5 separate regions of the Mus musculus genome follow, and all the other regions are linked to region 5. Evidence: chromatin loops called from intact Hi-C (ENCODE). Cell type or tissue: heart. All regions are shown on one strand. Each heading gives the region's core, and the rest is flanking DNA. Links, peaks and the distances in the headings are about the cores only. Region 1 overlaps A1bg (alpha-1-B glycoprotein). Region 2 has its middle 28 kb from the start of A1bg. Region 3 has its middle 61 kb from the start of Gm38563. Region 4 has its middle 56 kb from the start of Gm23835. Region 5 has its middle 54 kb from the start of 4930402D18Rik.

What was found. A loop is a pair of places that touch in the nucleus more often than their neighbours do. Peaks named below come from ENCODE experiments on the same cell type or tissue, not always from the same donor. Only the 100,000 strongest peaks of a DNase experiment are listed, where the experiment ranks them.
Region 1: it touches region 5 in a loop (4-fold over the local background); 5 of 42 quality-filtered maps call a loop at or near these places.
Region 2: it touches region 5 in a loop (12-fold over the local background); 2 of 42 quality-filtered maps call a loop at or near these places.
Region 3: a loop joins it to region 5, with 6 times the contacts of the local background. A loop is called at or near these places in 4 of 42 quality-filtered maps.
Region 4: a loop joins it to region 5, with 2.7 times the contacts of the local background. A loop is called at or near these places in 3 of 42 quality-filtered maps.

The regions. Positions count from the first base shown.
Region 1 is chr15:60,911,980-60,918,020 of GRCm38, reverse strand. A1bg (alpha-1-B glycoprotein) reads left to right here. Exons shown (of 7, transcript NM_001081067.1): 7 at 1-432. The coding sequence ends at 162. Among named protein-coding and RNA genes, the nearest start is that of A1bg, 6.3 kb to the left of the region's middle. In heart, for the core only: no CTCF peak of the experiment used is centred there; no DNase peak of the experiment used is centred there.
Region 2 is chr15:60,890,655-60,896,695 of GRCm38, reverse strand. No RefSeq gene overlaps it. Among named protein-coding and RNA genes, the nearest start is that of A1bg, 28 kb to the left of the region's middle. In heart, for the core only: no CTCF peak of the experiment used is centred there; no DNase peak of the experiment used is centred there; H3K27ac peaks cover 370 bases.
Region 3 is chr15:61,093,519-61,099,559 of GRCm38, reverse strand. No RefSeq gene overlaps it. Among named protein-coding and RNA genes, the nearest start is that of Gm38563, 61 kb to the left of the region's middle. In heart, for the core only: a CTCF peak has its summit at 2,920 (motif pointing right); no DNase peak of the experiment used is centred there.
Region 4 is chr15:60,757,502-60,763,542 of GRCm38, reverse strand. No RefSeq gene overlaps it. Among named protein-coding and RNA genes, the nearest start is that of Gm23835, 56 kb to the right of the region's middle. In heart, for the core only: CTCF peaks have their summits at 1,322 (motif pointing left) and 3,436; no DNase peak of the experiment used is centred there; H3K27ac peaks cover 286 bases.
Region 5 is chr15:61,004,695-61,010,735 of GRCm38, reverse strand. No RefSeq gene overlaps it. Among named protein-coding and RNA genes, the nearest start is that of 4930402D18Rik, 54 kb to the right of the region's middle. In heart, for the core only: no CTCF peak of the experiment used is centred there; DNase peaks (open chromatin) are centred at 3,075 and 4,005.

The DNA of each region.
Region 1 (6,041 bases), core at 303-5,302, 92 kb after region 5:
CCCTTCGCGGTGGCCTCCACAAGAAGCACCTCAGCTTACCTGAAGCTGCTCTTCGTCGGTCCCCAACATGCAGGCAACTACAGCTGCCGCTATACGGCCCTGCCGCCCTTCACATTTGAATCAGGGATCAGCGACCCTGTGGAGGTTATAGTAGAAGGTTAGGCTCTCCTGAGCTGTGTTTGAGGTTTTGGGTTCTTAATATTTCCAGAGCTGTACACTGGCTAATTGCTTCACCAAGGTCAGTGTGGAAAGGCCCTGTGGCAACTTGCTGAGTCAATGAAGCCATTTCTTTGTCTAGGCCGCTAATGTGGCTGCAGACACAAAAAAAGTGTTCTTGGGAAGGGTTCAAGACAGGTATAATACCCATTCTTCTCAATGTAAGATAACTTCATTTTCTCTGGACTTAATAAAGGTCAAGTAAAAATTTGTTTAAAGCATGCCTTTCATTTGTGCATCTAAGGCAGCTGCAGATCCAGAAGGATGTTATTCCAAGCCTGGGATATGGTGTCTGTAAAGAGGAGAGGCTTGGGTTTAGATCCTAAGGATATAAAGGTAAAAGCCAATCTCTGTTTGGCTGTCTCATAGCTCCCAAGCATTTCTTCCTCTTCCAGCATGTGTATACATGCAGCTTGAAGCTCTAATTAAGTCTATCTTAGCTTGGAAGGGTCTGTGCCTACCCTAGCAGTAAGTTAGAAAATACTACACTAAGGGTTCTGGCTGTGTTTTTATATCTTACAAATATAATCTGATGGATGGCATCAGAGTGTGTCTAAATCAATTCATTGTCTGAAGTAACTCAACTGGAAAAAATCAAAACAGCAAAACATCTTCAGAGCTGAGCCAGTATTTTGTTCCCTTCAGGCCTCAGTGGAACCTGAGACTGAGGTCTGAAGAGTTGATCCCTGAGGCAGAACTAGGACCCTCAACTCAAAACCACCCTGCCTCTTTGCTGTGTACCCCACCAAAACCCCAATGCTCATGGTCCCCAAATAAACTATGTCTCCCTGTGACCACTGATCCTTCAGTGCCTTTGTTCAGAGGGGGCTCTTTTTTTTTTCACCTCTTACTTGGATGTTAAAATACTGACTCAGGCTTTAAATATGAAGAATCATTTCATTCATTAATTTTTTTATAACCAACAAATTCTAATTGGAAGTTGAGAAAAATTGAGAGGTCAATTTTGTTAGTGGTGATCTCAAAGACAGACAATACATGGTCCCTGTTCTTAAAGAAGATACAGCCTAGGACAGGGCAAATACGTAATGAGAAAGCTCTTACCCCACAAGTGTCACAACCTCAGCTGATACCTAGAGTCTACAATAAAATAAATAAATAAGAAGGATGCAATACACAAGTGGCATGTATCTATAATCCCACTGTTCCTACAGTGAGATGGAGGAGAGAAAGGAGAACAGACCACCACCTGACTTGGAGGACAGAGTGACCAGAAGGAAGACACATCCTGCCTCAACATGGTAGGATGAGAAGAGAAACGGAAAAAAATCCCCTCTGATTTGCATAGACACAACCTTGCACTCACACACACTCATATATACACATCTAAATAGAGTTTAGTTAAGTGCAGTGGGCTGCAGAGTAAGATATACTCATAGCCTAAGACACAGAGCAAGAATGGTAATAAGCTCTCAGGGCCTGTGCACTGACCTCCATTTTAAACACCCAAAAAACATAATAGGTCACATGATGCTCTTCAGAGTTGTTGACTCCTGATGTAGCTTGAGATGGGAAGGAGAAAACAGAAATTCTAAGTGATAGCAACCATTTTGACCTCAGAGCTTTGAACTGTGCTTCTGCCAGAAACAGTTTCCTAAAAGGTTTCTTCACCTCTCTGGGGAGCCAGGGAATCCCTGGAACAGGTCAAAGTCTGGGAGATTCATAGCCCTTGTGATGCTGGGGAGTTGCACACCTAGAGGAGACACAGACATTATTAGATGGATGCCCAAGGAGCAAGGCAACAGAGAGAGTTGCCTGATTCCTAGTGTGCAGTGCAAAAGGAGTAAGCTCACCATAGGGCCTTATAGGAAATGCCCCAAACTGAGTACTATCCCTCACACTGTACTAGGGCCACCCCCACCACCAAGCTCCAGGCTCTATGAATGGATAAAGTGCCTGCTGGTCATGATGATGGTGTGTGCTGTCAGAGTGACATACCTGGGGTCACCACAGAGCTGCTGCATGATGGCAAATTTGTGCCCTACAGGACACTCCGAGTACTGAGCACCTACAGCCTGGTGCTCTATTTTGTGGATCCCCAACATATGTGCAACTACACCTGCCTTTATATCTCCTGGTGGCCCAAGCCCTTCCACTCAGAGCTCAGCATCCACGTGGAGCTCCTAGTGGAGGTAATGGCGTCCAGAGCAGTGCTTGGATTTTGCCTCTTGATCTTTACTGGGCTATGCACTTGGCTAGTTGTGTAATCACGCCTCCATCTTGAACACCTTGAAAACTTCATAATAGGTCTTAAGCATTGTTGATTCCTGGCATAGCTGTAGATGTGAAGGAGAAAACAGAAATTCTAGAAGACAGCAACCATTTCACCTAATATTATTATTCCAAATTTAGAGATGAGTAAACACTAAACACATCTCTCAAAATGCGGAGTTAACAAACAGCAGAGCTGTTTTTGATCCCAACACATACCAGCCCAAGGCACCTCTCCTAAACTCATTAACTCATCCTGTCTTTCATTTGCCCTGTGAACCCAGACACAGGGGATCCCAAGGATGACATTTTGTTTGTGTCTTGAGGAAGGATCTCACACCATATCCCCAGCTAGCTTTGAATGCCTTACCTGCCTAATCCTCCTGCCTCAGCATCCAAATCACTGAGATTATAGTCATGTGCCACTCTGCCCAGTGCTACTGTGAAGACATAAAAACCAGGACAAAAAAAACAAAAAACAAACAAACCAAAAAAACAAAACAAAACAAAAACAAAACAGAACAGGACAGCTTTGGGCTATTCTTCACAGGGCCAAACTCTAAGCATAGAAAGATTTACAGAAGAAGTAGGGCTTGGTGTGAGGCTGTGACACACACTGATGGGACAGCCTTACTATAAAGCAGGTGTGCCATTGTGTCCACAGAGAGCATGGGTGTGGTATGTGATGAGCACCCTAGATTTGAAAGTGGGACAAACTTGTGGGTCTTCACTTTTCTTCTCTACAATGAGGACAAGCTTATCTACCTTACGGAGCTGTGATAAGGGTGAAACTAACATGTGGGAGAGAACATATCCTGTTTCCTGGGACACCACATGAGCTAAATTATCATGAGCTTCTTCTATGTCTTGCAAAGATTTACCACCGTGCTAAGGAGGTGGGCCTGGTGACATTCATTTCCTCTGCCACAGAGTGAGCAGGAGTCTGAGACCCTTCCCCATATGGTTGGAGAGGTCCTGACAATGACCCTACCAAGGAGTGGCTTGGGACAGACCACGGTGCACTGATCCAAGCTTGCTAGAGGCAAAATTGGAAGAATAGTGGTCATCTTAAGGAGCCAGAAAGGGACAGAGGTACCACCCATCCCCTGAAAGAAAGAACAGTTAATAATACTTAGCATAGTCCCAGTGCTTGCTCAAGCTAAGTAATGCTGTTCCAAATCCTGGAAAACAATGGACTGGGTGTGTCAGAGAAGTGCTCTATTTCTGAACTAGGGCTGAAGAGAAGCTGCTCCACCATGGTGTTTGATGAAGAGCAAAGCTTCATTACTTCTTCCTGGAGCCAAGTCACCCTGGGCTAGAAGAGGCCAGTAAGCTCTGGTAAGGTTTTAACCCTTAATCAAGTCTGTCTTTGCGTATAAGTACAGTTACCCAAGGTCATAACAACTCAAGAAGTTCCACTCTGTCACTTTCATTTTAACAAGTGCCCCAAGAGACAGGATCAGAAAGTCACTGGGTTTCCTAAGCTAGTGTGATGGTTGGAATCGTTCTTAGCTCTTTCTCTGGAACTTAGGATCCAGCCCTGTGCCAAGACATGGTGTGTGCAGTCAGCTACTCAACTTCACTGCCCTTTCTCTCAGCGCATTTTGTGAAGTAACATCCAGGATTGGTAATAAAACATACAATTTCATGACCTCCATAGCAGGTCATACATACCAAAATATGTATTTTCCATTGTTCACCCTGACGGGTTTAGAAAGATGGTGAGATGCAATCCCATCAGTGAAATTGTTGGCAAGATTCCATCCTCTAGGCATGTCATGACTGCTGCTGGCTTGAAGTCAGAGTTAGTGTGATCAGAGGCAAGACCTTATCAAAAGACCACTTCATCAGCCCTAGTAATATTCTGTTGTACCGCAGAACACAGACATCTCTCTCACCAGGGACTCCAGCCACTATTCTCCTATTCCAACTGCATGAACAGTGCTAAAGAGACAATTAAAGGTTGATGGATCTGGGACTCAAAAGAAATCACAGCTCTTTGAGTTGTCACTCATATCAATTGGGAGCTTTTCAATGACACAGTCCTTACTGAGTCACTGATGTGCCCAGAACAGTTCACGAATGCTCATTCCTATACACACTCCCCATGCTCAGTCCCCACACACTCATTGGTTCAGGAGCTATGCTTGGAGGGAGACATGTCTGATGGCAGCTGGTGTCCAATATAAAGGAAATGGGCATGTCTATGTATCTTCCAGGAGAATTCATGAAACCTTTGTTCAAGTACAGATGAGATCTACGGGTTCTTTATAGTTAACTCAAGCAAATCCCATGCAGAATCTAAGGGTAGTTTTCTAAAGAGCTGGCAGTTTCAAACTGAGAGTGCCACATGCCATTGCAAAGGGCTAGTGACAAAACACACAAACATAGACATACATATAAGAGACAGGAGGGCCCGAGGAATGAATGTGGATTAAGGAAGTGAGAGACCACATTTTGCCGTTCAGGGAAGTGACAGGGCTGGCAACTTCTTCCAGGCTCTCTTCTCTCATGTTGAGATATTTCAATTTGTATATTTGTAAACCTTGACTTGCAACCCAGAGAGATATGGTACATTATCAGGCCTCATTCTGGGCAGGTCAGAAGGAAGATCTGGTACCTAGGCTTAGCCTCATTCTGAATGTTCCTATGATGAAGTCAGAACCTGACTCTAGAATGTTCCACTTGGCAAAACAATCTCAAAAGTTCTGGCCCTTGCTATGAGGTGGGCATGATGTGACATGGGGGTGGGGGTAAACTCCTCTCTGTAATACAAAAAACAAACAAACAAACAAACAAACAAACAAACAAACAAACAAACAAAAAAAACACTCTGACATATTGTACTGGCTAGTTTTGTGTCAACTTGACACAGCTGGAGTTATCACAGAGAAAGGAGCTTCAGTTGAGGAAATGCCTCCATGAGATCCAACTGTAAGGCATTTTCTCAATTAGTGATCAAGGAGGAAGGGCCCCTTGTGGGTGGGACCATCTCTGGGCTGGTATCCTGGGTTCTATAAGAGAGCAGGCTGAGCAAGCCAGGGTAAGCAAGCCAGTAAGTAACATCCCTTCATGGCCTCTGCATCAGCTCCTGCTTCCTGACCTGCTTGAGTTCCAGTCCTGACTTCCTTGGTGATAAACAGCAGTATAGAATTGTAAGTTGAATAAACCCTTTCCTCCCCAACTTGCTTCTTGGTCATGATGTTTGTGCAGGAATAGAAACCCTGACTAAGACACATATAAACTTCAGAAGAGTGTTTCTTCTGTCAGAAAATCCTGGAGGTAAAGGCATGTCTTTTGAGAAGGCATATCATTGCTCCTAACCCAGACTGTCCAGTCACACACATTTCTCTAAAAAATGTAAGTGATTTCTGTTTCTTTAATGGAAAATGCCCTCTGCAGAGGTCCTCAACATGATAGTGTTGCATGTAGACAATCTTTCTAGGACACCCATATCCTACATTCTTTCCTTAAATAATAAGTATCTCATCCCTAGCTTGTCCATGGTCACATCTAGGTGGCAGCACTCTGGCATATTTATAATGGGCTGTTGCCAATATGGAGCCTAAATGTGGTCCTTGCAAGTACAGTGACTA
Region 2 (6,041 bases), core at 657-5,656, 110 kb after region 5:
TACTGTATTCCATGCCCTCCAAAAAGAAATATCTCATCTCCCCAGAAAATACAGACTTCACTTATGAAACTTACAAGAGAAGTCGCTACCATCATGCAGACATAATCTCCTGTATTGTTACACCTGTTCCTTCGAGGTCCAGAATTTCATCTCTGATCTTTCCAAACTCGATCTCTCATAGGCTTCCTTTTAGGATCTCTTTCAGTCTCTGCCACACTTGTACTTACCTCTAGGGTTCTAGGCAGAACATCCTGAAGGAGGTCACATAACATCAAATGGCCCTCCTATGTGTACCCTCAGACTTCATATATCCCTTCATCCCTGGCCCCAAGGCACGGAACAGTTTTAATCATGCTCCTGTTTCAGGATGTCTCAGCTCAGCAGGCATCCATCTAGTCTTTATAGCTGTAACAGAAAATGCTGAGTAGGTAATTTTAAAATGATTAACTATTTAAGTGATTAATTTAAAGTTCTGCTTCCTGTTTGTATTTGCAACAGGGCTTTGGGTTGAATACTTCTTCTACGTCTCAATGAAGCACAAGGAATTACCTTGAACACTTTTTCTCTGTCATACTGGGGGACAACCATGTGCTAACTGGTTGGGGACTTACTCTGGACCCTAGGGTCCTGAGTAGGCACTGTGCAAAATGCTTCAAGGATACCATGAAAAGAGTGATGCTGCAAAGTAAACACTGATCAGAAATCATACCCAACCATCATATACATAGCTCCCTGTCAGGAAGTAGTCACAAGCTCCTACACACTGCAATTAGCCTTGTGATTTCCTTTCTGACTTAAAATAGAGAGAGTTGGAGATTTAGAAGGGCTGTTGAGTATATTCACTCCAAATTTTTGGTGTATAGAATTAGAAATGGTCTGTTACAAATAAATGAGAATTGTCTTATACCTTTAGACCCTTCATTCAGTCCCATGTTTGCACTGCTTTCTGTAACCATGGACAGTTTTGAGTAGCCTTTCCACAACTCTCCATACTCTGATATTTGGCCCTTCACACATGTTGCTCAAAATACCGGGAACTCTCTGCTTCTTGCCTGATTTCATTTGACGATGACTTCTCATTTTTCTAACATGGGCTTGATTACACACGACATCCCCTAGGAATCCTTCACTGGACACCCTTACAGTCCCATCATCCAACCCACTAGCCTGTGTCTCTTCTTCACAGGCTTGCTTCTGTTTTGTCCATCCTAGAAATCAACTGGCTTTCTTTCAATTGTCCATCTTCTACAGCCAGACATAATGTCTATGAAAATAAAGATCCATTGTTCTTAACCACTGCACCTCCAATGCTAAGCACACGCTACTTGCTCAAGAAATATATTTATTTTCAAAATAACAGACTTCTTAACAAACTCATTATGAAATGCGATCAACTACGGATCATGCATTTGTATATTTAAGAGGACCCACATGCACTAGGATGCTGGAGAAATGGCAGTAACAGACAAAAATATTGCATCATGGTCATTTTATTACACACTCCTTGAGACTTCAGACAGCATCCCTTAAATCAAACAGCTAGTCTCTCTATAGATACTTTGTGCCTTTTTATCCTTGTAAATCCATTTCAAGTATTTCCAAGTATGTTATATTAATTAATTTATTTACTTTTCATTCCACCACACCTCTCTTCCCCTATCCACTCCTCTTCTTCCATTTCCCCTCAAAAATGGGGATCCCTCCCATGGATATCAACCAGCCCCGGCATATCAAGTTGCAGTAAGACTAGGTGCACCCTCTCTCATTGAAGCTAGATGAGGTAGCCCAATAGGAGGAAAGAGTCCCAAAGACAGGCAACAGAGTTAGAGATAGCACCTGCTCCTGCTCTTAGGAGACCCACTTGATGACTAGAACTACACAAGTGTAACACATATGCAGAGTGCTTAGGTCAGTCTCTTGCAAGCTTCTTGGTTCATGGGTCAAACTCTGTGAGCCTCTATGTACCCAGGTTCGTTGATTCTGTAGGTTTTCTCATGGTGTCCTTGACCTCTTTGGCTCCTACAATCCTTCCTACTCCTCTCCCACAGGACTCTCCAAACTCTACCTAATGTCTGGCTTTTCGTCCCTGCATCTTTTCCTATCAATTGCTGGGTGAAAACTCTCTGACTACAGTTATGATAGATTCCTATCTACAAGTATAGCAGAATATCATTAACAGTGTCAGGGAAGGACTCTATCTCATGACATAAATCTCAAGCTGGACCAGTCATTGGTTGGCCACTCTCCCAATTTATGCTCCATTGTTTTTACCCCTGAACATCCTTTAGTCAGGGCAAATTGTGGGTCATAGATTTTGTGACTGGATCGGTGTCCTAGTCCTGCCATTGATAGTCTTGCCTAGTTATGGGAGAGGGCCAATTCAGGCTCCATATCTTCCATTGCTAGGAGTCTTAACTAGGGTCACCCTCATAGATTCCTGAGAATTTCCATACATTGCTCTTACTTTCTAGTTTGTCCCAGAGATGCCCCATCCCCATTCCAATTGTCTGTTTCAGTTTTTTTTTTTTTTAACTCAACACATAGTGCATTTCATCATGACACTTTCTTGGACACATTGTTCTTATCTGCCCCTCTCTCTACCACTGCGCTTTCCCACCTTCCTGTCCTTCTCTTACTGGTTTTCTTCCTCCTCCCCAATACTCTCCTTCTCCTTTTCTGCCTCAGGTATCACATGGTATTCTCTTTCCCCTCTTCCCACTTAAGATTTCTTCAAGAAATATCTTTGAAGAAGTGAATCAATTAATGATTATTCATGAATAAGTGAAATCTCATCCATTTCTATTACTTCAAGAAAAATTACTCAGGTGCTCTAATGTTTTTATTACCTTCACAGAGAAGAATCTAGTCTAGTTATCTGTCCTAGGGTTTAATCTAGAATACTTATCTAATTCTAAACCAGTTAGAACATTCTCATACCCAAATACTAAGTCAATTTCTTTCTAATGTGAAAACATTCCTTTCATAGTAGAAGATATTTCTGACTATCCACTATCCACTCCTACACACTTAAGCCTGTAAGTTTACAACACACACACACACACACACACACACACACACACACACACACACACATACACACACACACACACACACACACACACACACACACACACACACACACACTTGATCTTCTACCTTTGTATACAGGGGAATGCCAAAGCCAAGAAGTAGGAGTGGGTGGGTAAGGGAGCAGGGCGGGGACCGGGGGAATAGGGAACTTTTGGGATAGCATTTGAAATGTAAATAAAGAAAATATTTAATAAAAAAAGAAAAGAAAAAGAAAAAGGAAAAGAAAAGGGAAAAGAAAAAGAAAAGGAAAACAGAGGTTTGTCCACACCTGCCACCGGAGAGCCTCCATGGGTTCCAACCGTGATTTTGTTTTGTTTTCATGCTTTTTCCGATGCCTGCCTGTTCACCAGTGTTCTTCCTGCTGCATAAGCTTAAAATAGAGCTCAACCTCTGACCAGCTAAGCTGCCTCCAAATAGCCTCAGAAACCTCAGCTTGACCTAGAAAGTTTTGTGTGACATCACTGGCCCTTAAATAAACAAAACACTTTTCCTGTCATCAACACTGTCTGAAATGCTACCATGCTTTGGATTTTTGTTTTCATTTATGTGACAAGTGCTTTAATAGATATTTCCCAATGGGTGGTATTCAAGAATCAAGTTCATTTTTTTTTCCTTCTCCTCACACCCTAGTTCCTCTGAGAGGTACTCACAAGAGCTACATGTCGTAGCCTCTTTCCACAAGGTGCTTGCTCTTCTTCCTTTTCCCACTATTGCCTCTGAGCACTGAGGTCGGGGAGGGCAGAGCTGGGACCCTTTCACTTAGGCCTGGATCCTTGCAAACTATTCCAGCTGCATGCTTTTCTGCCAGGAATCACCCTCCTCCTACCTTGTTGACACTGCTTAAAATCTGTTCTCTCTAAGAGAGAGTGAGCTTCCTAGAGTATGTCTTGGGATTGTTTTGCTCAACATCTGTTTCATGGACCTCAGCCTATTACCCAGGTGCTTTATTCATAGGCATATAATGAATATTTGTCAACTGCAGGAGAGAAAAAAATCTAGTTTGACTGAGTTATACAATCAGTGCCAAACTGTTACACCCTCAGCCTGAGCACATGCCAAGGACACGGGGGGGGGGGGGGGGGTGTGCAGATTTGTCCCTAAATTTGGACACTAACATAAACAAATATGCTTATGTTATGGTACATGAATATATTATACAATTCAAAAACTTTACATTTAAACCATGACAAATTCCGAATAAAAAAAATATAGCCAAAGTTATATTAGCCAAAAATTAAACCTGTGTTTTCTGAAGCTTTAAGTTAGACCTTTACCCATGCGTTTTAAAATATACTTCCCATGTACTATCTGTGCTGTGGTTACCAATTCCCAACTGAACAAATTCCAATAAAAAGCTGAATATTTAAAGTCCAAAGATAAACCCACAACCGTGGCTTAACAAACAAATGAAAAAAGGAGAAATTCTAGCTGGACTTATCTTGACTAAAATTAGCAGTGCTGTAGTGTTGCATCGGAGCTGCCCAGAGAAACTTCTAGTGTCTCTCTCAGCTGACAGTTTCCTTGTCAGCATCAATGAGTTTAACACTATTCAACTGTCAGATGGACATTTCAAAAGTACATTTCTTTGTAGTATTTTAAGTAATCAAAATCATTTTCCCCCCAGAAATAATATTGTAAATGGGCAAAAGTTCTCCTGGCTGGTTCAGGAAAGCCAGCTTATTCTCTAGTGTACTAGAAATACATTTGCAATTACAAAAGTAGGGAAAAAAATCATTCCAAGTTCATTTAAATGCCAAACATATAAAACATAGCAAGATATAACAAAAAGTCACTCTTTTTTTTTTCAGGCCCAATGCTTGCTACACAAATTGAAAATGAAGAAAATTAGCAATGTGCCATAGTATGGACTGCAAAAAAGAAAGGTGAGGCATGGAACTATTCTCTGACATTCCTCCACCTCTTCTCCTTAAGAAGGAGAAGCTAAGCATGAAGTGTAGCTGGATACAAGGGCAAACAGAAGACTTGTTCTCACAGTCCCTGTGCATCTAGATAAGATTACATTTTCAGTCAATGTGGTACATACAGAAATAAGAAACAATGCATGAAACATACAGATCATATCCCTTATGGCACAAGCTCACTTTCTTAAATTGACTAGGATGTGCAACTACCAAGGAAGAGTCACCCCAAGCCATGTATTTGAAGGCACAACCTTATGGAATAATGAAATGCAAGCTGGAAATATCTGGTTGGGCCAGGCTGACTTCTCAGTTCCAAGCCATCTATAGCTATTAGATTACAGAGGAACAAGCTTTGCCTGGGTATGAATTACTTTTATTGTGGATCTCTCCGTGATAGTAGCCAAAGACAATTTAGGTGTGAAATCCTGTGGACACTGTGAAGTAAACACCTCATAGCTTCCAGAATGGTGCAAATTCAAAACAAAACCCACTCAAAATTCAAGATTTTCCTTTTCATTGAAAACACTGCCTTAAAAAAAAAAAAAGAACATTTGCCAGAAAATGCCTACCAGATGTCTTCTCTGTACCATTTTTGACAGTTAAAGTATGTGTGTTTGTGTGTGTGTATGTGTGTGTGTATGTATACTCTCCCTTCATCTTTCATTTCTTCCTTCCTTCTCCCACACCCCTCTGTCCCCAACTCCTTCCTCTTTCTTTCTGTCTTACTTCCTTTGTTTGAACCCCAAGGTGTACTAGAAACTGAACTGACAGTAGACATAAAGTTCAATAAACTAAAGCATTTGTCCTCCTGGAAGTCAGAGATTCAGAAAAGACAAGAAGAAAAACAACGCTAGCCCTGCAGCGTAAGAAGTGTTATAATGTAGTTATTTCTAAAACTCTGGGGATGTACAGAAATAGAAATGTCTTTTGAACATTATCAGAAATCTTGCCTCAAACACTGAACAAAGGCAGCTTGGGGAGTCATAGCTAAAGGGTACAGAATATTTTTTTTCTTTCTGAGTTGATGGA
Region 3 (6,041 bases), core at 377-5,376, 89 kb before region 5:
TTTAATAGCAAAGACAAATATCACTTACTGTGATTGATTTAAAGTGATCATCACCAACCATTTCCTTTGAGAATCATCAAATGTTGATATACACACAGATTTGAGTTTTGCATAATATCATTAACATTAACCATGGTGTGCTTTGTCTGCATCACCTCCAACCAATGAGAGTGAGTTCAGACCTGGATTCTTATTGAGAAGAGAACCATGAGTGACTCTAATCTAAGGATCTCAGACTTGTTTTCACTGGGAAGGGTTCTTCATATCTTAAAAGCCAGCACTTGTGAATGACAGAAACTGTTGCTGATGTTGCATGCTTGCTGATGCTGACTCTACAGCTTTCTGTAGTTGCTGTTAACAGCAGGAGGTCAAGGCAGGGCAGATGAGGGCTCAGAGCAGCACTTATTCATGCTCTGATATCTGCTTCATTGTTTCCTCACAGTGACCCACGATCTACACAGCCTCTGGAAAACTCACATTTCCTGTGTCATCAGAGTTAAAGAAACCTACAGGAAGAGTTGCTTTTAATAGGATGGAACAAATGTGAAATTTGATACTTGTAAGGTATTGATTGGCTTTTCCTTCTCTGACTTCTGTATCTTTTTAATGAAAACATGGAAATTCGAGTATAACCAGAATTTGTGAAATTTCCTAGTAATAATTCAAAATTTTATTAATATTTTAAAATAACCTTATATTACAAGTTATTTAATTCTCATTGAAATGTCACAAAATTAAAACCAAAAAATTTTGAAAGTGTATTGACATTTTTACAAGAGACTGCTATCATCTGTGAAAGGAACATAGGTCATGTTGCATAAAAAGGTTCTCTTTACCTTGTCTAATCTTGGTGTGTACTTTGTATTTGATTTGCAATTACATATTCTTTTTTCCAGTAAAAATGATTACAGGTCCCATGATGGTCCTGTGACTTGACATATGTCCTAGTTTCATTTCTGTTGCTTTGATGAGACCCTAGGAAAGAAAGGAACTTAGGAAAGAAAGGGTTTATTTTTAGGTCACAATTCCAGGTTATAATTTACAACAGCAGGAGAGTCAACAGGGCAGAAACCTTCTCTAGTTTTTTCATAGTTTGTGGACCAAACCTAGGGAATGAGGCCACTCAAACTGGGATGAACCTTCTCACATCAGTTAATTTAATCAAGATGATCTCCCCCAAAAGATGTGCCTATAGGCCAACTTGATCTAGGCAATCCTTCACAGAGACTCTCTTCCCAGATGATTCTAGATTGCATCAAGTTGACAGTTAAAAGTGATCATCTTCTCTCTCTCTCTCTCTCTCTCTCTCTCTCTCTCTCTCTCCCTCCCTCCCTCCCTCCCTCCCTCTCCCTCCCCCTCCCCCTCCCTCCCTCTCCCTCCCCCTCCCTCCCTCTCCCTCTCCTCCCCCTCCCTCTCCCTCTCCTTCTCCCTCTCCCTCTCCCTCTCTCCCTCTTCCCTTTCCCTCTCTCCCTCCTCCCTTTCCCTCTCTCCCTCCTCCCTTTCCCTCTCTCCCTCCTCCCTTTCCCTCTCTCCCTCCTCCCTTTCCCTCTCTCCCTCCTCCCTCCTCCCTCTCTCCCTCCTCCCTCCTCCCTCTCCCCTCACCCCTCTCCCCTCTCAACTCTCTCCTCTCCCTCTCTTTCTCTCTGTGTGTTGGTTGTGGGATGTTTGCTTTTCTATCTCATTATCAAACACAGCCAAGTGTTTTGGTATGGATTATGAATTGGATGTCAGATATATCGTGTATGAATGGAAGTCACCAAAGTTGAAAATAGAGTAAAAAATAATAATAACCCCTACACTACAAACTGCATCAATTAGAATGCGTATACTTACTATTAGCAAGACACTAATCTAACATCTATAAGTAGTAAATATTCAGAGCCATTTCGACCACAGAAACTCTCTGCAGTATCCTTTATTCTCATGAAATTGAAAATGTCATGCTGAATTAAAGGTAGTAGGAATAAAGAAGTCAGAATCTTAAGCTAAATACTGTCTGTAGGTACCACCTACCTAGTGATGGAAATTTAAAAAGAGAACCAAAAGTATCAAGTTACTTCCACATAGTGGAACTGGGTAAGTGACATTTTAGAATATATATAGGCAAGTGCATCAATATTTTTTCTTATCTGTTCAGGCTATCATAAAACAGAAGGCTTATAATCATGGAGACATATCTGAGATAGTTTTAGAGGCTGGAAGGTCAAATACAAAGTTTCTCTCTGGTTCAGTGATAAGAGACTACTTCCTGACACCACCCAGTAATAGTACTTTGTTAACATGCCTGAAAAGGGGGACAAGGTGTGTGTGTGTGTGTGTGTGTGTGTGTGTGTGATACCTTATGTGTAAGGACACCGATAGCTTACAGGAGGGCTCCAACTACTACAAGTCTCCCATCTGGTATTAGGTTTCAATGTGCTCATTTGGGGATAGAGGATAAAATTTACAATGTTTGATATCTAATTAAAAAAAAATTACCAGACTTTCAAAATGCAGCAAATTGAAAACCATAAAAAATATATATAAATGCCAATTAATCAAAACTGACCCTGAGCTGATGAAGTTTGTTTCCATTGACTTGAATTACTCTTACTTGAGCTGTGGCTCATAACTGTGCCTTCATGTTCTCTCATTTTACCTATTAGAGATGTCTTCTTTTGAATTCACAAACAACAATTTCTTGTGAAACCTACCAAAAATTTTCCAGATAGATGAAGTAGCAGAAGAGTTTTTTCAGGACACTTCTTTTTGCCATTTTGTCTGGAAGTCTTCATTCATGTCTATGCTCTATAAATAATTCATTCTTTGAAACTCTTGAAGGACAAAAATTTATCATGAACCTTTAGGAAACTAAAGCCTCCCATCTCTCTGGTATGGTCAAAGATAACCAACAAGAGGAAGCTGTGAGAAATGTGTGTTAAGAAAAACCACTAGATGGAGCAATGTTTTCATATTTAGTAAGCATTGCAAGACAGGGAGGGAATCCTGTGGGCACACAGCAGGATACATGGGCTCTCCTCCTTGTCTTTCCCCCTGCCTCCCTTACTGAAGATCTTGTGAAAAGCACTGTGTTGAAGACAACTTTGCTTTCCTTCACATGAAACACAGCCTTTGTAGCTTTTTAATGTTTATTTTTTTCCCACATTAACTCTATGATAGTGTCTGAGTATTTTCGAAAGCAGACTTTATGATGAATTCTGGTGCTTGCTTTCATCTTTCTTTTTTTTAATTAATTTATTTATTGAGTTTATCCTCCAGTATTAGCCCACCTCTGCTCCCCATCCATACTCCCCCCTCCACAGCTCTTCCTTCCGTTCCCCCTCCACTTCTTCTTTGAGAAAGGAGACCCCCAACACTGGGTATTAACCCCCCCCACACACACACACACACATCAGTCATTGTAAGACTAGGTGTATTCTCTCTCACTGAAGCCAGACAAAGTTAGGATAATGGAATCCACAGATAATAAATTCAGGGACTCCACGGGAAGAACAACAGAGTCCACTAACTTGGGCCCTTGGGAGTTCAAAAGAAGGAACCAACCAAAAAGTGAGTATGGACTGAACCTAACTCCCTCCCCTGCCCATATGTAGCAGATGTGCAGCTTGATCTTCATGTGGGTTCCCAACAACTAGAGCAGGGGCTATCTCTGAAACTGTTGTCTATGTGCCTGTGGATCATATTCCCCTAACATGGCCAACTTGTCTGGCTTCAGTAGCAGAGAATGTGCTTAGTACTGCAAAGACTTTATGTGCTGGGAAGGGGGAAAAGGAGAGGTGTGGTGTGTGAGGGCACGAGGAGGGAGGGATGATGGGGTACTGGGAGGAGAGCGGGTCAGACATTGGGATATAAAGTGAATAAATAAATTCACTTTATAAAAGACAAAAAAGAAAGAAAAAGAAAAGAAAGGGCTCCTCCAGAAAGCATGACCTAAAGGTATACTTGAAAAATAGTAGCCATCAGCCAAATATGAGGAAGAAATTAATGAAACTTTAATACAGGTTATGACCATTCATATAAAACAAATCTGGTGCTTAGCACACTCCAGTTTCAGATATTTTTTAACCACATCCACAATAAGAAATATATATTTTGTGGTATTTACAAATGTATCATATACACACATAACTGAAGCAAGACTTACCTGATAGACCTGAGCAGGGTGTACCCCTTAAGAACAGTACTTGCGAAGCAGAGGCAAGAAGACCCTGAGTTCTCTCTTTGATTTTAAAAGTATTGGTTGCACCTCGTACCAGAGAAAAAATATAGAGAGTAAAAATTATAGAAACAAAAATAGATTATAGTAAAATACCATGAACAACTGAAGACAAATTTCTTTTTTAAAAAAATATTTTTATTAGGTATTTTCCTCATTTACATTTCCAATATTATTCCAAAAGTCCCCCATACCCTCCCCCCACTCCTCTAGCCACCCACTCCCACTTTTTGGACCTGGCATTCCCCTATACTGGGACATTTAAAGTTTGCAAGTCCAATGGCCTCTCTTTCCAATGATGGCCAACTAGGCCATCTTTTGATACATATGCAGCTAGACACAAGAGCTCCGGGGTACTGGTTAGTTCATAATGTTGTTCCACCTATAGGGTTGCAGATCCCTTTAGCTCCTTGGCTACTTTCTCTAGCTCCTTCATTGGGGGCCCTGTGATCCATCCAATAGCTGACTGTGAGCATCCACTTCTATGATTGCTAGGCCCCGGCGTAGTCTCACAAGAGAGAGCTATATCAGGGTCCTTTCAGCAAAATCTTGCTAGTGTATGCAATGGTATCAGCGTTTAGAAGCTGATTATGAGATGGATCCCTGGATATGGCAGTCTTTAGATGGTCCATCCTTTCGTCTCAATTCCAAACTTTGTCTCTGTAACTCCTTCCATGGGTGTTTTATTCCCAATTCTAAGAAGGGGCAAAGTGTCCACACTTTGGTCTTTGTTCTTCTTGAGTTTCATACGTTTCGCAAATTGTATCTTATATCTTCGGTATCCTAAGTTTCTGGGCTAATATCCACTTATCAGTGAGTACATATTGTGTGAGTTCCTTTGTGATTGGGTTACCTCACTCAGGATGATGCCCTCTAGGTCCATCCATTTGCCTAGGAATTTCATAAATTCATTCTTTTTAATAGCTGAGTAGTACTCCATTGTGTAAATATACCACATTTTCTGTATCCATTCCTCTGTTGAGGGGCATCTGGGTTCTTTCCAGCTTTTGGCTATTATAAATAAGGCTGCTATGAACATAGTGGAGCATGTGTCCTTCTTACCAGTTGGAACATCTTCTGGATATATGCCCAGAAGAGGTATTGCGAGATCCTCTGGTAGTACTCTGTCCAATTTTCTGAGAAACTGACAGACTGATTTCCAGAGTGGTTGTACAAACTTGCAATCTCACCAACAATGGAGGAGTGTTCCTCTTTCTCCACATCCTCGCCAGCATCTGCTGTCACCTGAATTTTTGATCTTAGCCATTCTGACTGGTGAAGACAAATTTCTAAAGCTAACTCAAGAAGAAATAGATAATCCAAATAGACATATAAACAACTAAATCAGTAGTTTTAACAAAAAAGACAAATTAACACCAGTAAAATAAAAAAATAATAATAAAAAAGCTATCCACAAATCAAACTTCATTCCTAAGTGCCTTGGTAAATCCTGCCAAATCTTTATACAAAATTTAAAATTAATACATTGCAGATGCTTGGTAAAAATATAGTAATAGTGAACACTTCAAAGCTTACTCTAAGAAGTTATTTCCTCAATATCAAGATCAAAGGTAGTCATCATAAGGAAACTGCAGAGCAATTATATGTTGTAAGCATACATATGAAAATCTCCAACCAAACAGTTACACATATGGCAACATCTAAGAAATTTATATAGGATGACCAAAGGACATGTATACAAGGAGAGGTCAGTTTAGCATCTGGAAATGAGTTGACTTGATCCATCATGTCGACAAAATATTTTTAAAAAGCACAATAACATGTTAATAGATGCAGAAAATACACTCAACAAAGTTTAATGTTT
Region 4 (6,041 bases), core at 677-5,676, 250 kb after region 5:
TGGGCCAGTTCCTGGCAAACCAGGAGAGTTGTCAAGGGCTTGAAATAGGATGTAAAGGTTACAAAATATAAGCTCTCTTTTAGAAGTTTTTAGGGGTCCATGTAAGGCAAATTTGCAACCAAGAATCAGTTGGGTTATAAGTGATAGACAGATAGGCTTGAGATAAACACAGGGAGAGAAGAGGGAGATTTTAGACTTGTCAGAATGCTTATGAGTAAACATCAGCCTTAGTGTACGACAGCTAAGAAGCACAAGATTAAATCATTTACCTTCCCTACTTACTTTGTGTTCCCCATCCTCCAATAGTCCTGCTTGGTTCTCACCCACAGTTTGCTTGCCTCCAAGGTCAAAGTAACTTAGGTGATGTTCTGTGTCTTCTCCAGGGCACAGTAAAAGAAGTGATTTGGTTGTTTTTCTTGATATTATCAGCAGTTTGGATTCTTAGTCCTATCTATGTCTTCCAGGTAATTCTGCTTCCTTATCTATAAATGGACAAACATTCACCTTCCTGAGGACTTAGTGGGGATTTAGTGAGACAGGGTGAGTGTGCAGTAGACAGGCGATGAAAAGAAGATTCTTTGCCAGTTCCTGAGCTGTTTAGGACCCCCATTCTTCTTGTCTCATATTTCACTCAATTTGTAAAACATGTCACAATTACATGTATAAGCAGGGTCTTAGTCTTGGCTGTGTTGCTAACTAGGGTCTTCAATTGGTAACATTCCCTTTGAAAGGAGACTGATATTTTGGGAGAAATGCTGAGAATCTGCCATGGAAGCAATAATCCAAAAGAAATGTCAGTCATATTCTGACAAGTGGAATAATAATGGAAAGGAGTATGCACATTTTCAAAATTATCCCTTCTGCAGCCCACATGTTAGCTTTGTTCTCATTCTTTCTCAATATGCCCACTCATGGACCATCATTACTGAAAGGGGGAATGGATCAGAGTTATTTTTAGACACAATAGAGTGGAGGCCACAGAATACTCACCACCACTAACTCCTTCAAACACCATTCTGCTGTTTCCTTTCTTCTCTCACATTCCTCTCTTTCTTTAAGCCTTGCCTAGGAATCGCACCAGTTTTTAAAAAATATTTCTCCTCCCTCATTTTTTGTAGTTGAAGTAGTCAAGTGTTCCTTAAAGGTGTTTTTCCCTTGATCCTGGTCACATAGTTAGACTCCATTTCCCAGACTCACTTGCAGTCAGCTGGAGCTAGACAACTAATCTAAAAATGGGATGGAACAAGAGGAGATTTATCCTGATGACCGAGACTTAGCATCCTGGGTCAAGTCCTCTCTCTTCCACCCTCTGCTGGCTAGATTCTAAAGTTCAGTGACTATTGATTGTGTTCCTCTGTCCCAGTACCTCTGAGCAACACAACTTATCCCAATTCTAACTGACACTTCCACCTTTTGTCATTTGGAACTTTCTGTGGGAGATGGTAGGGTTGGTCTCTGACATGGCTGAGGGACACATTTTAGCTGAGTAAAGAAAACTTTGTGTGAATGAAATTATTCGTTTTATTTCAGTCTCTACCATTTCCTTGTGTATCTACTACAGCAGTGGGCCTCTCACAGCCTAACTCAGACAGGCATCTCCACCCTACCTCGAGGTCTTTGTTTGTTTGTTTGTTTGTTTTTTATTATTTCTGACCTTGAGTTCCTTTTATTCTACATCTTACTAACAAACAGTGAACACCACAGACTTCAGTGTGTTGTTTCTATACTTGCAAGTTCAAAATCCACAAGATGCTTAGAGGAGAATCTGTAGGTGACAAAAACCATACAACAAACAAACAAACAAACCCAACAAAACCTGGCCCATTTAAAAGAAGGAGTAGGATAAATGATTTCTTTTCTGTGGTACAAATGCATTTATTTTCTTCATTTGGAAAATAATCACAAACCACCGACTACCTGCTCTGCAGTTCTGTAGAGAACAGTGATAGGTCACCAAGTGTCAAGAATGCCCTCCCTCAACAGCTCTTAGCACAGCCCAACACAGACAGACAATGAACTAATTACTGAAGTTACAGGAATTAGTAGATGCCAAATAAGGGAGTGGGCCTCCGTTTAAATGGGCTGTGTTTTACCTCCCATGTTGCTAATGGAAAGTAAAAACATCTAACTGAGAAATCAAGGAAGTCTTGCATTTTAAAAATCAAGAAGGAACCAGAAAAGAGGACAACGGAAGGGAATGCATACATGGGAGTTTTAAGTAAGAAGACAACATGGCTTGTCGTTCCCACAGACTCTATTTGGGGTCAGCCCTCTGTAGAGATGAGATGCCTGTAGTATCTATGTGGTAGTGGTTGAAACTGGACCAGAAACTGGAGAATGTAGGTTAAAACTTGTTAAAGAACAGGCATGTGATACCACCACTTTTCATCTGCTTGCTAACATACTACGAAACTACTTATAAACCACCATATCAACAAAAATTCCTGTACAAGAAAACCATAGTACCAGGGGTGAAGAGACATCAGTCTGATGAACAAGATTCTCTACACTTGCTCTGAAATGTCATCTCTGTGGGCTCTTAGAGTCAGCCCCCCCCTTTTAGTTCTCCAGTCAAGTTTTACTGTCTTCAAATATTTAAAAATATTATAGAAAATTTATGTGTTCATTTATGTAAACACAAACATCTATATATTCATCTATCTACCTATATACTTACTTATTTATGCATTAGTACAACTGTTGAAGCCCTACACGTGGATACATCTACATCTGTGTCTATAGCTCTGGTTGTACATGTCAAAGAAGCACTTTGTTACAAAGATCTGGCCAGCTCTTACATTGCATAGCCATAATCTGAAATCATTTCTATATCCTTCTCCTCCCTCGGAAGGAAAAGCTGCAGTTTCCCAGGACAGGTATACTTGCCAGCATTCTCTTCCTCCAGTTGAGTCGGCCTCTTTATGGGCCTACCTCTGTGGCCTCTGCTCTTTTGTGATGGACAGTGAGATGACTGACCCCAGAATGTCAACTTTCCTCCATGAAACTGGCTGGCAGCTGAAGTCCTTGCAGCAGATATTGGGTTTGGGAATTGTGAAGTGATGCTGTCTTGTTCCTGGCAGCAGAAACAAGTCTCTGCAGTGAACTGTGCGATGATGCTCTGTAGGTTGCAGGCCTCACAGCATCCATTTGAGGCACAGTACTAGACTGGATGGGATTGGTTACATTAAATCACGTGGCACTGCAGGAAATTGGCAGAGCTGGCTTGGCAGCTGTCATCAAAGATGTGCTGACAGAAGGAGGTTGGGCTGGCCTAAGTGTGGTAGGCTGAGCTGAGGTGGGAGGTAGGCCTCACAGGGTAAGCTGCAGTGGGCTTGCGAGAAGCTAGACGAAGAAGCTTTCTAAAAATAGATGTCACTTGAGACTGGTCCAGGGTTGGGAAAGGGAGAGGTATTAACCTGCCCTTCCCTGGTTGGCCGCCAGGGGCGTGGGGGACAGCTCAGACTGAGAAAAGGATGGACACTCCTTGTGAGCTCTGCTCTCTGCTCTCTCAGGCTTAGCTCAGCTTTTGTCAGGGCCCTGACCCTCATGTGGCATATTCAGCACTACTGTAGCGATTGGGCCTGACCGGGGATCTTTGCTGCCGCGGGAAGTTCGCTGACCCCTTAAGGAGGAGATACTAGTTTTCTTCTCTCTTCTTTTCCAGCGGGTGAAAGACCTGCAGAGACTCCAGCATGTACAGGCCAAGAAAGATTCAAGGCTTTTTGAAGGCTGCCGTGAGAGTCAGCTTTTCTATACACAAGTTTGTTGAGACCCTTTCATAAAAGAAAAGCCAGAATCCGCAGAAGAATGCAGTGGAAATACTAAAATAACATTTTTCTATACCAGGGGAGAATTATCAGTACTTTAAGAATTTAAGAATACAATTTAGAATACAGGAATTTTTTTTTTAGCATAGGATTGCGATGGTGATGTTTTCATAGATCTTCGTGTGAATTATCAGTTTGTTGTATTCACTACTAAGAGCATTTTATCTATGCACCTTCATAACAGGAGTCGCTTTTGCTTCTTTTTACCAACAACGCCCCCCCCCCCATTTAAATCCTGATGGCTTTGGCTTAAGTGACTGCATCTGATCTTCCTCCAATGATTAGCTGAAGCTATTCCATGATCTTATCATATAGACGAAGAGCCTGGAGTCTAGAGACTCGGATTAATATACATGTCTTCTTTTGTAAGTGGTTAAGCCAAGGCCTGAACTGCTATCTAACAAATACTTTGTAGGACTTTGATCTGCTTTCTTTAAGGTCAAGCTTTCCATCTTCCCAATCTCCACCCCTTACCAGAGCTTTGTGTCAGCTCTTATCCCATGTTTGCTGGTTTAAATCGAAATAGTCATTGAGATCATAGGTTTTTGTATCAAAGGGACTGTGGATTCACATCCTGCTTCCTCGTCTTGCGGGAAGGTCATTTACCCTATCAAACCATCGGGGTTCTCATGTGAAATGGACTGTCCTCATTGGCGGTAGAAGACCGTACGAGTCCGTGGGACGTAGAGTTACAGAAATATGGCAGGGATTATTACTGCTCTGATGATGCTTCTTTTCGGTTATTTGTACTTTTATCATAAAAATATGTAAAGGTATTCGAAGCTGGGAGTGAAACTCTTTAATAGGATTAGGAGGATTAGGAGGTGTGGCTTTGATGGAGAAGTGTTGGGGTGGGCTTAGAGGTTTCAAGGCTGAGTTCATCTTTCTCTTTCAGCCTACGCAGGAGGAGACAGCTCTTAGATACTTCTCTAGCACCAGGCCTGCCTACCATAAGGCTCCCTGCCACGATAATAGACTAAGCCTTGAAAATGTAAGCAGATCCCCAATTAAACAATTTGCTAGATAAGAGTTTCCTTGGACATGGCATCTCTTCACAGCCATACGACACTGACTAGGGCGATTTCATTCTGTGAATCACTTAAAAGGGGATTTCAAGGATTGTAGGTGTCCATCTGTAAATTATACACTACATGCCTCTGAAAGAAACTGGAAAAAAAATCACAAGATGGTTCTTAGCCTTTCCCTTTACCTAAGAATTAGTTTTATCATGCAGAATAATGCAGCTCTAAAGAGACCCTGGATCTGAGTATGTCATTCTATACGACAGAGGAGAATTAAGACTAGAGATATAATTCTGATTCATAAGCAGCAGAACTTAAAATAAGGCAATGATCCTGGATTATCCAGGTTGGCCTAATACAATCTTATAAAGTTGATCATTAATGGGAAAAGAGGCTAACAGGTTGGTAGAACAATAGAATTGGAAGTATAAGGACTTGGTCCAGTATCATGGGCTTTGAGCATAAGAGAAGGAGCCACAAGCCAAAGAATGGAGGTATACACACACACACACATACTTACTATACATATATTATATTATATTATATTATATTTACATATTTGTAATATATATAACATACTCACACATTCTATATATACATATTATATATAGTATATTCATATTATATAATGTATGTATATACATATACATATACATATACATATACATATACATATACATATACATATACATATTCTACTTTAACCCTAGAAACATCAAAACAAGAACAGTCTCAATACCCTTTAATTAGTCCAATGATAATCATTTCAGACTCTGGGACCTGTTAAAATTCATCAGACTGTTCTCTTGCTCCTGCTCACACCTTCTTGTTCCCTCTCCCTCCCTGTCCCCTTACCCCCTCTCTCCACACTCTCATGGCCAACCTGTACTTTCCCTTCCCTTCCCTTCCCTTCCCTTCCCTTCCCTTCCCTTCCCTTCCCTTCCCTTCCCTTCCCTTCCCTTCCCTTCCCTTCCCTTCCCTTCCCTTCCCTTCCCTTCCCTTCCCTTCCCTTCTCCTCCCCTCCCCTCCCCTCCCCTCTCCCTCCCCTCCCCCTCCCCTCCCCTCCCCCTCCCCTCCCCTTCCCCTCTCTCCTACCCTCTTAATTCCCCTCCCCATGCCCTGAATAAAATCTGTTCTATACAAAAAAAAAAAAAAAAAAAAAAAAAAAAAAAAAAAAGAAAAGAAAGAAAGA
Region 5 (6,041 bases), core at 697-5,696:
CTCTTCATTTCCTTCAGTCCTTCTGCTAACTCTCCCTGTAAAATATCCCTATAAAATCTGCTGAAAACTATTTTTAGGTTTTATTTGGACAAGACTGAACTAGTTTGAGTTTTTGGGCAGCTCCTATCGAACAAGCCTAAACATCTGTAAAGATAAAAATCTTCAATTCATTAAAAGCAACCATTAGTACAATTCTTTCCAAAGGTAATCCATGTTCTGTGTTGTTAGTGTGTGGGTGTGATGTTTCTGACTTCTCCATCTCTCACAAGCCTGTTTTCTGTTCCATCTGTTTTGTTTTGGAAAGATGCCTTTTTTTTTTTTTTTTGTAATGTTCTAGATGACCAAAACATATTCTTGGGTTTTGCCTATAGCTTTGATTTCTCCGTGTGGTGTTGTGCGAGTTCACTGTTTAATCTCTTCAGTTCACTGTTTCATCTCTTCAGTCTACCACCTCAGTCCAATGCTTGGCTATGAGTATCTGCATCTGGCTCAGTCAGCTGCTGGCAAAACATCTCAGAGGACAGCCATGCTAGGATCCTGTCCTCAAGCACAAGACAGTATCAATAATAGTGTCAGGGATTGGGTGCCCACACATTGGATGAATCCCAAGTTGGACCAGTCACTGCTTAGCCATTCTTTCAGTCTCTGCTCCATTTTTGTCCCTGTATTTTTTTTTTTTTTTTGAGATGGGAGACATGGAAAAATCTGGTGCAGAAGAACATATCTGTAAAATAATTTTACATCCAGACTGGAAGACAGGTTTCATATTTGAGCCACTTCCAATTTTCTAATGATAATATCACAAAAGCGGGGCTGAGATACTGGCATCTACCAGGCAGCACCCCAACCTCAATTTCTACCTCATTTTCCTTTATGACTCCCCAATGCACTCTAAAGATCCCCAGAGTAAGGCAGGTTTGGAGCAAGTGGCACAATTGTGTAACAAAGGGAACATACTTAATGAAAGGTCTAAAAGACGTATATCATTTAACAAAGCAATTAAATACATTATCCGGGGCCTTGCCACCTGGGCCCTGAGGACTGTACCCGTAAGCCTAATAAGATCATTAGGATCATGCACCCACAGTCAGCTCCAGATGTGAGCTAATAAAGAAAGATTAATGAAAAAATACAACAGTTTAAACATAGAGAAAGGCATTGGTGATGACAGATTAACATATCCTGAATAATAAACTATGCAATTGGCAAATTCAGAAAAGAAGAAACAACGTGCGGAGGAATCACACTGATCCTCAAGCATTAGATGGTTAACTTCTTTCCCTGTAAGTAGGGAAACAAGGAAACCCTGACCAAACAGAACAAAACCGTATAAAACTGGATCCTAGCTTCCAACTTCATTGCTTTATCAAATGAATGCTAAATGAGTTTTATTTATCAATGATGATAAGTGAAAATATTCTCACTGACAAACAGCAAAATATACAACCTGCCTTTTCCTAATACCATGTCTTTTCCCCTAGACAAACCATGTTGCCTCCTTGCCCAGATTTCTATCTCAGTTTAAATAATAGGAGAGGGTTAAAAAGGAAAAAAAAGGCTTAGAAAGAAAGGGACATGTTTATTTCTGAAACTTGATGCTAACCCCCTACTACTCTCTAATCAGGTAAAAGTGTGTAAGCCAACATAGAAATTAATAGAAAAGCAAAGCAAAATGGAAACTGCCAAAGGAGATAAAATGCCTATTTGGGTCTAAAATTATATTGAATAATACAGGAGCCACAATATGGCTATTGCTATGATATCTGAACATTCTCTTGAAATCTTACAAAATCCTACGAGTCATCTCCTGAGCAAGCTAAGTTTTGAGGCTTGAAATCCCATAGTCTGGTTTCATTACAAAGGATAGAAAGAGGTTCCTACTCAGACCCTATGGATGGAAAGCAGGCAGTGGCCCACCTCCTTCCAGATGTCACACAAGAACCCAGTTCTCTTCACTGTCAACAGCAGAAGCATCCCCTATCTACATCACCCAGGGTTCACCCCAAGATGACGACAGTGACTATCTGAACCCAATGTGTCTTTGTTTCTGCCTAGTATGAGGAAAGACCTCCTCTTCTCCTAAACATGGGCTATATATCCTTCCCTTCAAGCAAAATGGGTCAACTTGTACAAAGTTTTAGTTGAGTTGCTCCTGTATATCATGCACAAGCATGCTAAAAGCAATAAAAAACAATCTTTTCTATAAATTGAGCAGGTAAAAGATGTATGTGGGAACAGACAATTGGGCCTTATATGAGGAGAAAGGGAGAAAGCTGGAGACTGGGTAGGCAAACAATAGGTCATTACATTTGTTATTAGTTGAATGGCTGATGGTTGCTGGGCCAGCACTGAATCAGCTAAATAACTGATAAAACAATTGACTAATTTCTGCAAGAGAGGAAAACCACTTCCTATCACCAGGCCATTCTAAAATTTCCTTGAAATATAGTAAGTTTATATACCCAAAATGTACATGACAACCTCTATGCCCAGCAACAACAATAATACAAAATAAATAAATAAATAAATAAATAATCAAGTCACCTAAAATAGAAAGCAGAAGACTTAGAACAATTGAATCAACATTTGAAGTCCAGGAAATCAGAAATACCCAACACATTCAATGTCATTCATAGAAAAACCAGTTGCCTTAAATGAGTCAACTAAGCTATGAATACACAATAAAAATATCTGTATAATGATAAATATTGATGTGCCATTTAGTCCAACTTGGCATTATTGGTATTTGTTCATTGGAAAACAACACTGAGAACCTGCCAGAAGTACAGAAAGCAATTATAACTTCTCAAATGACTAGTCATAAACAAAGCACCTGTGCCTGATAAGGCTTCTCTAATTTCTTCTGGCTGCCACTGATAATGGTCTGTAAATAATGCTGCCTCAGTATCTGGTGTCTAAAATATTTAACACTGGGACAAAGGGAAGCTGACTAGGTACTGGCCTCCCTTAAGTTCAGATCTTGATTCCAAAAATATTTACTTCCCATCTAAGCTCAATCCATGGCTGTAGAGATAAACATCCTATCTACACAAAGAGATTTTTGTTCCATGGGAGGAAAGGTGGGGCGTGGCTACCTGAGACAGCAGGGCTGTCCAGAAATCAACTCTAGTTTGTTATACTGAAGGAAACAAGCCAGGAAATTCACATTTCGGAATATCCCCCCTCCCCCCGCCCCAGTTCCTGTCTCTGATATTCTCAGCTGGGCCACTAAACCCATTAGGACCAAGTCCAGCTTTGAGCATAGTGCAGAAAAACAAGCAAGCAACACAATGAAACCTTTCCCTCCCTCCTTCCCTCAGTAGATGCTCAGCCAATCTTCGATGAATGAAAGATCCTATAAAATATAAAATATAATTTTCATTTACATTCATTTCAATTGGTATATATTAGTAAGGGTAAAGAGTGATGAGGGTGATGTGGTGACAATAGATTATATTCTTATCTAAAAGCATCATAATGGGGCAAAGGAGAGGGTTCAGTTGGGAGAGTGCTTACCTGGCATGCCTAAAACCCTGTATCCAATTCCCAAAATAGTAAAGTGAGCACAGTGGGTGCTTGCATCTCATCTTAACGTTTGAAAGGTAGAGGCTGGAGGATTAGAATTTCAAGGACATCTTTGGGCCATAATATACTACCTATAAATACCCTACCTCAAAGAAAAATATCCTCATAAAAACCAATACTGTGTATAAAAAAAAAGAAAATAATTAATTGTATTAAAATGCCTAAATAAGGTTACAGGCTAGCCAGAATAATTTCCTTATAAAATTCCCTCTGTTTCCCTCTTAGCCAGTCTTATCTCTTTCATCTGAGAATTTATAGACTCTTGATCTTCCTGTCAGGAATTCAGCTGCAAGTTTAGTTTTGTAAACATCTCTGTCAGTGCCTTCCTACTCAAAATTCTTCTTTGTAATCCCATCGCCTGCAAAAGACATTCTCAACCAGTTACTGGCAAGCTTTCCCTGTGAAGAGTGAAAGGGTGACCGCTCTTGGCTATGAGGAACACATGATCTGGTCTCTGCTGTAGCTACTCCACCCAGCCCTCTGTCAGTCTGCAGCAGCTGCGGGCAATGTGAAAACAAACACGTGTACTATTTTCAAACAAACCTGCTTATGAACATTCAAAACCTGGATGTTTTGTTCACATTATTCTACATTTGTTCTATAACCAACCATGTGAAGACAGAAAACTCATCTTTTCCATAATTAAACAACAGGTGACAAGTTGTTTAAAAATATTTTTTGAATCCTTTGAGAATTCTGTTTGATAGTATTAACCCCATTGTCCAACTCTTCCCTGATCCAACCCCACCAACCCCTTCCCTACCCACCTGAACTATGTGACTTTATCCCTTTATTTTTATTAGACCTATCAAGACCAATTTTTGGACGTGTGGTCTTCCACCAGAGTGAGGCCAACTTACTAGGGACTACACACTTATACAAAGTCAATTCTCCTCTAAGAAGCTATCAAAGTCCAGAGCTCCTTGGCTAAGTAAGAGACTTAGACCTTACCTTTATTCTTCATAATAACAACACTTCCTAGATGTCTGTGAAGAAATCTGTATGCACTATGCCCTTTAAGTCTAAGACGATCAAATAGACATTTTGAGGATAATTTTACACATAAGAATTTAATCTTCAGAGTGATAATATATTCAGCGATAGCCTAGCCAGGACATTGATTTTGAAGAGTTGAAACCCCAAAAGCTATGCACAGCCTTTTAAATGCAAAGTTTACCACAAAGGCCACAGTTTTATTCCTATGTCTTCCATGATGATGATTTCATTTGGATTAGCAGCATTTGAGTACATCTCTCCCTCTCCTTTGCAGTCTGGAATTCTCAAAGGCACAATCTCTATTCTATTCATATCTGTATCCTCAAAGGTATTTGCATAGAAAAGGTACCATTAATGTACCATTGCTGAGAGAATGAGCACTATAGGCTGTAGCAATGAATTGTTATTAACTTTTGGATTGGATTTTCTGTAATCACTATCCTTGATGAAAGAGAATGAACTTAATATCTATCTATCTATCTATCTATCTATCTATCTATCCATCTGCCTGTCTGTCTGTTTATTCCTTTCTTTTGTATTCTCAGAAAATGAACCCAGAAATAAGCAGAAATAAAACTTGGTTCTCATCGGTATTATGTGGTGAAATTTTCTTTGTGCTCAGGTAAAAGCTGTATAGCTATAAACATGCGATGCATTTGATCTGTTGTTTTGAATGTTGGTTTCCTGCAGTGTGGATGGTGTGTGAGGAATTATATTTGTTATAAGTGGTGTCAGCACATGAGCTCTGCAGCTGAGATGCTGCAGCACCAGTTGTATGGTGCCTTTGATATCAATAACCATGGGCACTGTGGGCGGATAAGAACAGAGCTTATTCCCAGCCCCAGCTTCTGATAGGGTCAGCCTCTTTCTCTATTTGATATTTGAGACATTTGAATGGAACTCTTGTCTGGTTGTGACATTTGGCAATAGTACCAGACAGCATGATCAGCAATTGCCATCCTTTTCGCGATTCAACATGGCAAATCTAAAGTTTGACTGATTCTCTCACCTTCTAAGGTTAAGTTTGACAAGTCTGTTCCTCCCATAGCTGTGATACCTTTTAGGTTATAAACTAAATGGCTTAATGCCTCAGGGAGCAGCCTGCTAATGGCACAGAGCCTGGGGTTTGGAGACAAGATGCACCATTCACTCTGAGATCCTTTCTGTGTTCCAGAGAACACCTGCTTAACACTCTGGCCCATTGTTCACAAGGCAGAGAAAAATAATGCCTTTGTCATAAATTTTTTAAGTAAAGAATCATTAATAACATCTTTAATGGAATGTCTGGTGGAAAACCAGTACTCAGTCACCGAATTGCTTCCTCCTCTCCACGGGACACTGCTGCTTTTCTGAACAAGTAGATTCATTCCTAAGCTAGGTTTGTGAGTACCTTGTTTTGTTGGTTTTATTATATCATATGTTTCTTGCCTCCAAGATGATTACATCAGCTAGGGTTTGTT